2 separate regions of the Homo sapiens genome follow, and region 1 is linked to region 2. The links are chromatin loops, found by intact Hi-C in ENCODE. Cell type or tissue: Caco-2. All regions are shown on one strand.

Region 1 (5,000 bases), 120 kb after region 2:
AAATTCACACATAACAATATTAACCTTAAATGTAAACAGGCTAAATCTCTCAATTAAAAGACGCAGACTGGCAAATTGGATAAAGAGTCAAGACCCATCAGTGTGCTGTATTCAGGATACCCATCCTACGTGCAAAGACACACATAGTCTCAAAATAAAGGGAAAATAAAGGGATGGAGGAATATTTACCAAGCAAATGGAAAGCAAAAAAAAAAAAAAAAAGCAGGAGTTGCAATCCTAGTCTCTGATAAAACAGACTTTAAACCAACCATGATCAAAAAAGACAAAGAAGGGCATTACATAATGGTAAAGGGATCAATGCAACAAGAAGAGCTAACTATCCTAAATAGATATGCACCTAATACAGAAGCACCCAATTCATAAAGCAAGTTCTTACAGACCTACAAAGAGACTTAGACTCCCACACAATAATAATGGGAGACTTTAACACCCCACTGTCAATATTAGACAGATCAACGAGGCAGAAAATTAACAAGGATATTCAGGAATTGAACTCAGCTCTGGACCAAGCAGACTTAATAGACATCTACAGGACTCTCCACCCCAAATCAACAGAATATACATTCTTCTTAGCACCACATAGCACTTATTCTAACATCAACTACATAATTGGAAGTAAAACACTCCTCAAAAGGTGCAAAAGAACAGATATCATAAACAGTCTCTCAGACCACAGTGCAATCAAGTTAGAACTCAGGATTAAGAAACTCACTCAAAACCACACAACCACATGGAAACTGAACAACCTGCTCCTGAATGACTACTAGGTAAATAATGAAATTGAGGCAGAAATAAATCAGTTCTTTGAAACCAGTGAGAACAAAGACACAATGTACCAGAATCTCTGGGACACAGCTAAAGCAGTGTTTACAGGGAAATTTGTAGCACTAAATGTCCACAGGAGAAAGCAGGAAAGATATAAAATTGACACCTGAACATCACGATTAAAATAACGAGAGAAGCAAGGGCAAACAAATTCAAAAGCTAGCAGAAGATAAATAAGTAGGATCAGAGCAGGGCTGAAGGATAGAGATACAAAAAACCCTTCAAAAAATCAATGAATCCAGCAGCTGGTTTTTTGAAAAGATTCACAAAATAGATGGATCACTAGCCAGACTAATAAGAGAAGAATCAAATAGACACAATATAAATGACAAAGGGGATATCACCACTGATCCCACAGAAATACAAACTACCAGCAGAGAATACTATAAACACCTCTATGCAAATAAAGTAGAAAACCTAAAAGAAATAGATAAATTCCTGGACACGTACAGCCTCCCAAGACTCAACCAGGAAGAAGTCGAATCCCTGAATAGAACAATAACAAGTGCTGAAATTGAGGCAGTAATTATAATAGCCTATCAACCAGAAAAAGCCCAGGACCAGACGGATTCACAGGCGAATTCTACCAGAGGTACAAAGAGGAGCTGGTACCATTCTTTCTGAAACTATTCCAAACAATAGAAAAAGAGGGACTCCTCCATCACTCATTTTGTGAGGCCAGCATCGTCCTGATACCAAAATCTGGTAGAGACACAAGAAAAAAAGAAAATTTCAGGCCAATATCCCTGGTGAACATCGGTGCGAAAATCCTTAATAAAATACTGGCAAACCAAATCCAGAGTACATTAAAAAGCTTATCCACCATGATCAAGTCGGTTTCATCCCTGGGATGCAAGGCTGGTTCAGCATATGGAAATCAATAAACATAATCCATCACATAAACAGAACCAATGACAAAAACCACATGATTATCTCAATAGATGCAGAAAAGGCTTTTAATAAAATTCAACATCCCTTCATGCTAAAAATAATAAACTAGGTATTGATGGAATGTATCTCAAAATAATAAGAGCTATTTATGACAAACCCATAGCCAATATCATACTGAATGGGCAAGAGCTGGAAGTATTCCCTTTGAAAACTGGCACAAGACAAGGATTCCCTCCCTCACCACTCCTATTCAACATAGTATTGGAAGTTCTGGCCAGGGCAATCAGGCAAGAGAAATAAATGATATTCAGGTAGGAAGAGAGGAAGTCAAATTGTTTCTGTTTGCAGATGACATGATTGTATATTTACAAAACCCCATCATCTCAGCCCCAAAACTCCTTAAGCTGATAAGCTACTTCAGCAGTCTCAGGATACAAAATCAATGTGCAAAAATCACAAGCATTCCTGTACACCAATAATAGACAAACAGAGAGCCAAATCATGAGTGAACTCCCATTCACAATTGCTACAAAGAGAATAAATTACCTATGGATATAATTTACGAGAGATATGAAGGACCTCTTCAGGGAGAACAACAAACCACTGCTCAAGGAAATAAGAGAGGACACAAGCAAATGGAAAAACATTCCATGCACATGGATAGAAAGAATCAATATCGTGAAAATGGCCATACTGTCCAAAGTAATTTATAGATTCAATGGTATTCCCATCAAGCTACCATTGACTTTCTTCACAGAATTAGAAAAAAAAAAAAACTACTTTAAATTTCATATGGAACCAAAAAACAGCCTGTATAGCCAAGACAATCCTAAGCGAAAAGAACAAAGCTGGAGGCATCACACTACCTGACTTCATACTACAAGGCTACAGTAACCAAAACAGCATAGTACTGGTACCAAAACAGATATATAGACCATTGGAACAGAACAGAGGCCTCAGAAATCACACCACACATCTACCACCATTTGATCTTTGACAAACCTGACAAAAGCAATGGGGAAAGGATTCTGTATATAATACATGGTGTTGGGAAAACTGGCTAGCCATATGCAGAAAACTGAAACTGGACCCCTTTCTTGCACCTTATACGAAAATTAAGATGGATTAAAGACTTAAATGTAAGACCCAAAACCATAAAAAGAAGACCAAGGCACTACCATTCAGGACATAGGCATGGGCAAAGACTTCATGACTAAAACACCAAAAGCAATGGCAACAAAAGCCAAAATTGACAAATGGGATCTAATTGAACTAAAGAGCTTCTGCACAGCAAAAGAAACTATCATCAGAGTGAACAGGCAACCTACAGAACGGGAGAAGATTTTTGCAATCATCCATCTGACCAAGGGCTAATATCCAGAATCTACAAATAACTTAAACAAATTTACAAGAAAAAAAAAAACATCAACAAGTGGGCAAAGGATATGAACAGACACTTCTCAAAAGAAGACATTTATGTGGCCAACAAATGTATGAAAAAAAGCTCATCATCGGTGGTCATTAGAGAAATGCAAATCAGGGTCCGGGTGTGGTGGCTCACGCCTGTAATCCCAGCACTTTGGGAGGCCAGGGCAGCCGAGATCAAGACCATCCTGGTTAACACAGTGAAGCCCTGTCTCTACTAAAGATACAAAAAATTAGCCGGGCATGGTGGCACACACGTGTAGTCCCAGCTATTCAGGAGGCTGAGGCAAGAGAATCGCTTGAACCTGGGAGGCGGAGGTTGCAGTGACCCGAGATCACGCCACTGCACTCCAGCCTGGGTAACAGAGAGAGGATCTGTCTCAGAAAAAAAAAAAAAGAAAGAAATGCAAATCAAAACCACAATGAGATAGCATCTCACACCAGTTAGAATGGCAATCATTAGAAAGTCGGGGAACAACAGATGCTGATGAGGATGTGGAGAAATAGGAATGCTTTTACACTGTTGGGAGTGTAAATTAGTTCAACCATGTGGAAGACAGTGTGGCAATTCCTGAAGGATCTAGAACTAGAAATAACATTTGACCCAGCAGTCCCATTACTGGGTATATACTCAGTTTTGTAAATCATTCTACTATAAAGACACATGCACACGTATGTTTATTGCAGCACAATTCACAATAGCAATGACTTGGAACCAACCCAAATGTCCATCAATGATAGACTGGATAAAGAAAATGTGGCACATATACACCATGGAATACTATACAGCCATAGGAAAGAATGAGTTCCTGTCCTTTGCAGGGACATGGATGAAGCTGGAAACCATCATTCTCAGCAAACTAACAACAGGAACAGAAAACCAAACATCTCATGTTCTCACTCATAAGTGGGAGTTGAGCAATGAGAACATGTGGGCACGGGGGGGGAACATCACACACTGGGGCCTCCTGGGGGTTGTGGGGCAAGGTGGGGGATAGCATTAGGAGAAATACCTAATGTAGATGATGGGTTGATGAGTGCAGCAAACCACCATGTCCATGTCACATGTATGCCCATGTAACAAACCTGCACGTTCTGCACATGTATCCCAGAATTTAAAGTATAATAAAAATCAAAAATAATCAAAAAAATAAAACTTCTGGATTCTTTTTCCAAATTATTATTTTTACTTTGTCACATACTGTCTGGTGCAAATTTTGTCTGATGAAAAATTGGTACATAATTTAACCAAAAATAGGCTGTATATCATGGCTTGCAACCTGGAGACCTCTGGTAGATTTCTTTAGTGCATCCCAGCCAAGTGTCCTTCAGAAATTCTGTTGTTGCCAGGCTCTCTTCATTGCCCTCAAAGAGCTCTACATAAGCAGTGGTTATAAAGAGCTTTGCATGATATCTGGAGTTTCTCTAGTAATGGTCTCATGTGCCTTTACCTGTGATCCCAAAGTTAACCTTGGCTATCTATAATTTGTGATGGCAGCTATTCTTTGGGTAAACAAATTAGCTATCTCAGGGTCCATAATTTGTGTAGAAATCCTGTGCATTACATGAACTTTGAAATAGCCTAGGAATAGAGAAATTCAGTTTCTGGTTTTAGCTAATGTCTTGAGAGCTTCTTTGCTGCTTCTGTAACCTAGATAGACTTTGCTGTCACATCATGTTCCAAGCATTTGTTGCCATTCAGATGCAGAATGCTTTGAAGTCATCATTTGTCATTCATTCTTCCAGGAACACCTAGAATTCTTAAATAGTTTTTTGGTTCTTTACTTTCCACTTTATCCAGGTAATGGTTGAGATAAGGCACTTTATCCCAGAGTGTT
Region 2 (5,000 bases):
AATTTTCCATGTTAACAGCTAGGCCAAAAATCATGACTGCCAGTAGAAGTGGGTAACTAGATAGATAGATAGATGGCCTTTGATTTAGCACTGATGATAGTTATTAGCATGTAGCAACTTAAGTAAAAGCAACTGGAAAGGCTTGATAGAAATTCTGAGTTGTTTGAAGTATAATAGATTATTAGGATAGTAATTTCTTTGTGAATTTTACTGTAAACAAGCTTGATTCTAGTGAGGACTTATGCTAATTGCTCACTTATACTAACAGCAACTACAGAGTTTTTATTTAATACTGTTTCTTATACAAATATCATCAAATGCACATCTACCTACAGCATCATCCCTACATTTTTGGCACATGTTTGAAATATTTTCACTTTGAGATAAAGTTTGATTTTTTTGCTAGCGATAAAACTTTCTATGCTATGAGCTTGTGTTTTGAAAATTACTGATAATTACTAAACAGTATAACCCCTGATATCTTCTAATTTGGTTGACAGGCTGTTTGTCCTCTGGATTCCTGAGGGCCTTGGCCATCTCTGACCATTACATTTCTTCTTTTGTTATCTCTGAGTTCTTTCCAGCTTTCTAATTGTCCATCTTTAGAACTATTGGTTCCGATCTTAAATATGTCTTTCCATAGTCACACAGAAGTGATTTAGACATTTTGTCTGTGAAGAATTAGATTCAGCTTTGCATAACAGAGACACCTCCCCTACCCTCCCCAGCATTTGGTATAAACAAATTAGGGGTTTATATTTCAGTCGTCTAGGTCTATTTGGCGACTCTATAGTCATTGGAACTCAGGTTCCTTCTCTCTTAGTTCCTAAGGAGCACATGGCTTCCAACTTTAGGATTATTTCAAAATTGCAATGTGGCCACTGCAGTGCCAGCCATCATATCCTTAGTCTAGCAGGACGCAGAAAAGGCAAGACACCATAACTCAGCCCAGCCAGGCTCCTTTTAAGCAAAGGTTCTCTGAGCTTCAGCCAGTAATTTTTCAGTCTCTTATTGACTGATTTTGGTAGCAGGGATTGCTAGGAAGTATTTTTTTGTATGTTTGTTTGTTTTGTTTTGTTTTTATTTATTATTATTTTAAAAAACTGTTGCCTTGATTGAAATCAGGAGTCTGGTAGGTAAGACAGAAGGGGAGAATGGAAATGGATGTTCAGGAGGGCCATTTCTGGAATAAAAGAGTGTTTATTTTTCCTCTCATAAAACTTTCAGAATTAAGTAAATCTCTCTGGAAAGCATCTGGGTAAGGGAGGTGGTTGAAGAGATACCACTTTTGAAGAGAAACTGAAGTCTTCTCATCTTGACAAACTTGTCATCACTTCTGTCTTGCTTATTTAGTAAATAAAACCTGGCATATCACAAATGGATTTATTTTTCCTTATAGAGAAAACTAAAACAGCTTCATTTTTTATCTTCTTATAACTGTACTTATTTATTTATTTATTTGAGACAGAGTCTTACTCTGTTGTCCAGGCTTGAGTGCAGTGGTGTGATCTCGGCTCATTGTAACCTTCGCCTCCCACGTTCAAGCAATTCTCCTGCCTCAACCTCCCGAGTAGCTGGTCCTACAGGCGTGTATCACCATGCCCAGCTAATTTTTGCATTTTTAGTAGAGACAGGGTTTCACCGTGTTGGCCAGGCTGGCTTGAACTCTTGACCTCAGGTGATCAGCCCGCCTTGGCCTTCCAAAGTGCTGGGATTACAGGCGTGAGTCACCGCGCCCAGCCTACTATTCATATTTATATAAACAGTCACATTTTTATAACTGGAATATAGCAGAAATGCCATGTCATTAAAAACAGGTCCCAAGTGATTTTATATGACAAAAGAATCTGCACTTTGATTTGTATTTCTGCTGCTTCCACAAATACACTTTCTTATTTTTTCCGTATGGAGTAAAATAACAAGGTGAGTTAATATTTATTGAAACTTAATGTATGTCAATCAGTGTTTTCAGTGCTTTTCATTTTTTTCATAGTATTTTGTCCCTATAAAATCTCATCGAGATAGTTACTGGTGTTACTTCCATTTCACAGATGGACACACTGAAATACAGAGAAGTTAGGTAATACATGCAAGGTCAGTCAGCCAGTAAAATGTGGACTTGGAGCCTCGTAATCTGATTTCACAGCCTGTACTCTTAATTGTTTTGTTATGTTTGCTGGAAAACATTGCTTCTTAATTTCCATATGCATATTCTAAGGATTCGACAAAGAAAATATAACTAACAGCAGTACTTAAGAATAAAAATGAATATCCAAGACAAATTTATAGTACAGGGCCTAAAACAGTAAGTACTCAGAAGTAATCACTGTATTTTAAGTCAACAAATGAGTCAAGGAGTGAACCCAAAATAGCAGAAAGAATGCTGCCACCAACTTTCAAAGATGTTGTATCTGTTGTAAAATATATGGCCATATAGGAAAAATTTTAAATGAATCATCTTAGATAACTAGTCACTGTATAAACTATATAGCTGCCTCCCCAGTGCATAAAAAGCCATATTCAAAAGGTTTAATTGTTTAGAAAATGTTTTTCCACAGAAGCAAGGTGATTAAGTCATCGGGTCAACCCTGAGAAGCCAAAGTAGCCCAGAGGATGCTTGAGTTATAGTTCAGTACAAACAGTACCTTGGAAACCCTGGTTATTAATTAAACCCAAGAGGCTCCATAGAAGTGTTATCTTATCATAAATCTTGAGAACTCCTAGAGTCACAGACCCCAGCTGCTTTTGTCAAACTATTTCTGTGGCAAAGATGTATTTTAAATTTCAGTTTAGGGTTCCAGAAATTCAGCTTGCCTAGTGCAGGGGAGGTGGCCTTTCCCAAAGTCCTGGAACTCATGCTGTGAGCCAGTGTAGTTTTCCCCAGCTTTAACTTTGGGCTGCTTCTGTTTCCTGAAGCTAGTCTTTAATAGGGCATTTGCTTAGAATCAGCAGGATCTAAAGACAGGGTATGCAGTGAGGAGCTGGAGTCCAAAGCTTCCCACCTGTGTAACCTTTAGGGTGGGAAGGTGTCGTCAATATGTCTTCCAAGTGACCCCCATGTTTCTAAGGACTCAGCCTGCCTGTTTTTTGAATGTAGTGCTCATTGATCCTGGGCCCTGTCTACTGCAGAGCTTAATGAACAGCTTCTCCCCATTCTTCCCCCTCTCTGAAATTTTCAGCTGTGTGGTTGTTGCTGTTGTTTTCTAAATACTAGTAGCCATGGGGAAACAGGTAGATCATAAAAGTATCAAACTCAATTTTTGTTTTGTTTTGTTTTTTTTTTTGGCATTTTATCATAGGATATGGTCAAGAGACCGGTTGTAAAAACTCAGATGTGAGGAAGAAAACCATTAGGAGGTGATAAGGATTCAACAATTTAAGTAATATAACTTATGTACTTCCTATGTCAAACTTTAGGGAGGCAGATGTTAACAATACAGTCCTCAAGGAGCCGGTTACTAACAGGGAGACTAGTATATTAGGTGGTGGCGGCAATGGTTAGGAGGGGGAAGTTTCTCGACAGCAATTGCAGGGTCAGTGAAAGAGATACTTGAGGAAGAGAGAAAGAAATGGCTCTGGTGGTTTATCTTTCCTTTTTCCCCTTCCCTCTCTCTCACACTATTAATTATGACATCACAAGTGGGAATAAAAGAACTAGAGGGAATCCCCAGTAAAAGACTTCACATAGCCACAGGCCACCAGACTGTGGCAGCTGTCCCTGAATCATCATGGGTCAGTTGGTAACGACCTGTATTTTAACCCTAGATCACAATTTTAGGCCCAGCAAAATTGTTCTGAAGCTGTCTAGATTTATTAAGCTATATTTATATTTTAGTTTATGTTAATATGAGGTTGAGATCCAAGACCCTGTTTTCTCCAGACCTCATATGAGTACAGTATCTTAAGTTAGAATTTATCTCTCTGCATAAAAATCAGACCTAGTGCGTAGGCTTCTGGATCTCAGAATCACTTATACTTAAGTCCAGGCTGTTCTCAAATAAGGCAAGAAGCATCTGCTGTTAATAGCTGACAGTAAATTACACAAAGTAAAACATGGAAAATTAAAGTCAGAAAAGCTAGGAAGCTTTTCTATCATTTTCAATTTTCTGCAAAAATACAGACATAATCAGTGTTTAGGATCTGCTTGTGATGGATAAATTACATCTGTAATTCCTTCTTTTCCATATTACTGCATTCAGACGATAATTTGCTTTCAGATATCTTTGCTCATCTAATCGTTCATAGACTGGAAATAAGTAGTAACATCTCCCAATCCTAGGAAGCATTTATAACTAGTCTTTGCCTTTTTGGGTGTTGATAGACTAGTGGTGATTATAAGCTTTCGAGCTTCTGAAAAGCACAACGAAGATTAAAATAATCATAGGATAATAAAATACTTTAAAACCCTTCTAGTCTTTAATTTTAAAATGTTCCAGTAGAACACAAATTTGCTCAGGTAACACACAAGTAAGCATTAAATGCCTTCCTGTGTATCTGAGAAGTTTGTTATGAAATATTTTGGAAACCGCTGCATAGTCAGTGTAGGAGGAGCAGATGAATTTTAGCTGTGGTTATGTGTGCTGTAAAAGACTATACGTGCTTGTATTAGTCAGAATGAGTACACCACTAATTTTTGTATGGTAAGAGATTTATACTAAGCTCATCATCAGTTTCTATAATTCAGTGAGATAAAACTGAGTCAGATTGATTTTTAGGTAGCACATGTAGAAACAGCTAATTTTATTCCCCTGATTTGATCCTCATCTATTGATTATATAAACTAAAGAAGCTAAGAACAATTAACCCTTACGAGGTTACACAGTCAGGAGATGCTGAACTGAGATTCAGTGTAGAAAGTCTGTCTTCAGAGCCTATGCTTTTAGTCTTTATGCTAAGTTTAACTTGTTTAAATAGCAAGATTATGAAGCACTATACAGTGACCTCGTATAGACAAAAATATAGTATATTGATTATTAGAGAAACTACATATTAGACTGTTG

Evidence for each region. A loop is a pair of places that touch in the nucleus more often than their neighbours do. Peaks named below come from ENCODE experiments on the same cell type or tissue, not always from the same donor. Only the 100,000 strongest peaks of a DNase experiment are listed, where the experiment ranks them.
Region 1: it touches region 2 in a loop (2.0-fold over the local background); 4 of 110 quality-filtered maps call a loop at or near these places.

The regions. Positions count from the first base shown.
Region 1 is chr3:152,422,064-152,427,063 of GRCh38, forward strand. The region is part of intron 3 of MBNL1 (muscleblind like splicing regulator 1); the gene reads left to right. Among named protein-coding and RNA genes, the nearest start is that of MBNL1-AS1, 150 kb to the left of the region's middle. In Caco-2, no CTCF peak of the experiment used is centred here; no DNase peak of the experiment used is centred here.
Region 2 is chr3:152,305,547-152,310,546 of GRCh38, forward strand. The region is part of intron 2 of MBNL1 (muscleblind like splicing regulator 1); the gene reads left to right. Among named protein-coding and RNA genes, the nearest start is that of MBNL1-AS1, 38 kb to the left of the region's middle. In Caco-2, no CTCF peak of the experiment used is centred here; a DNase peak (open chromatin) is centred at 2,619.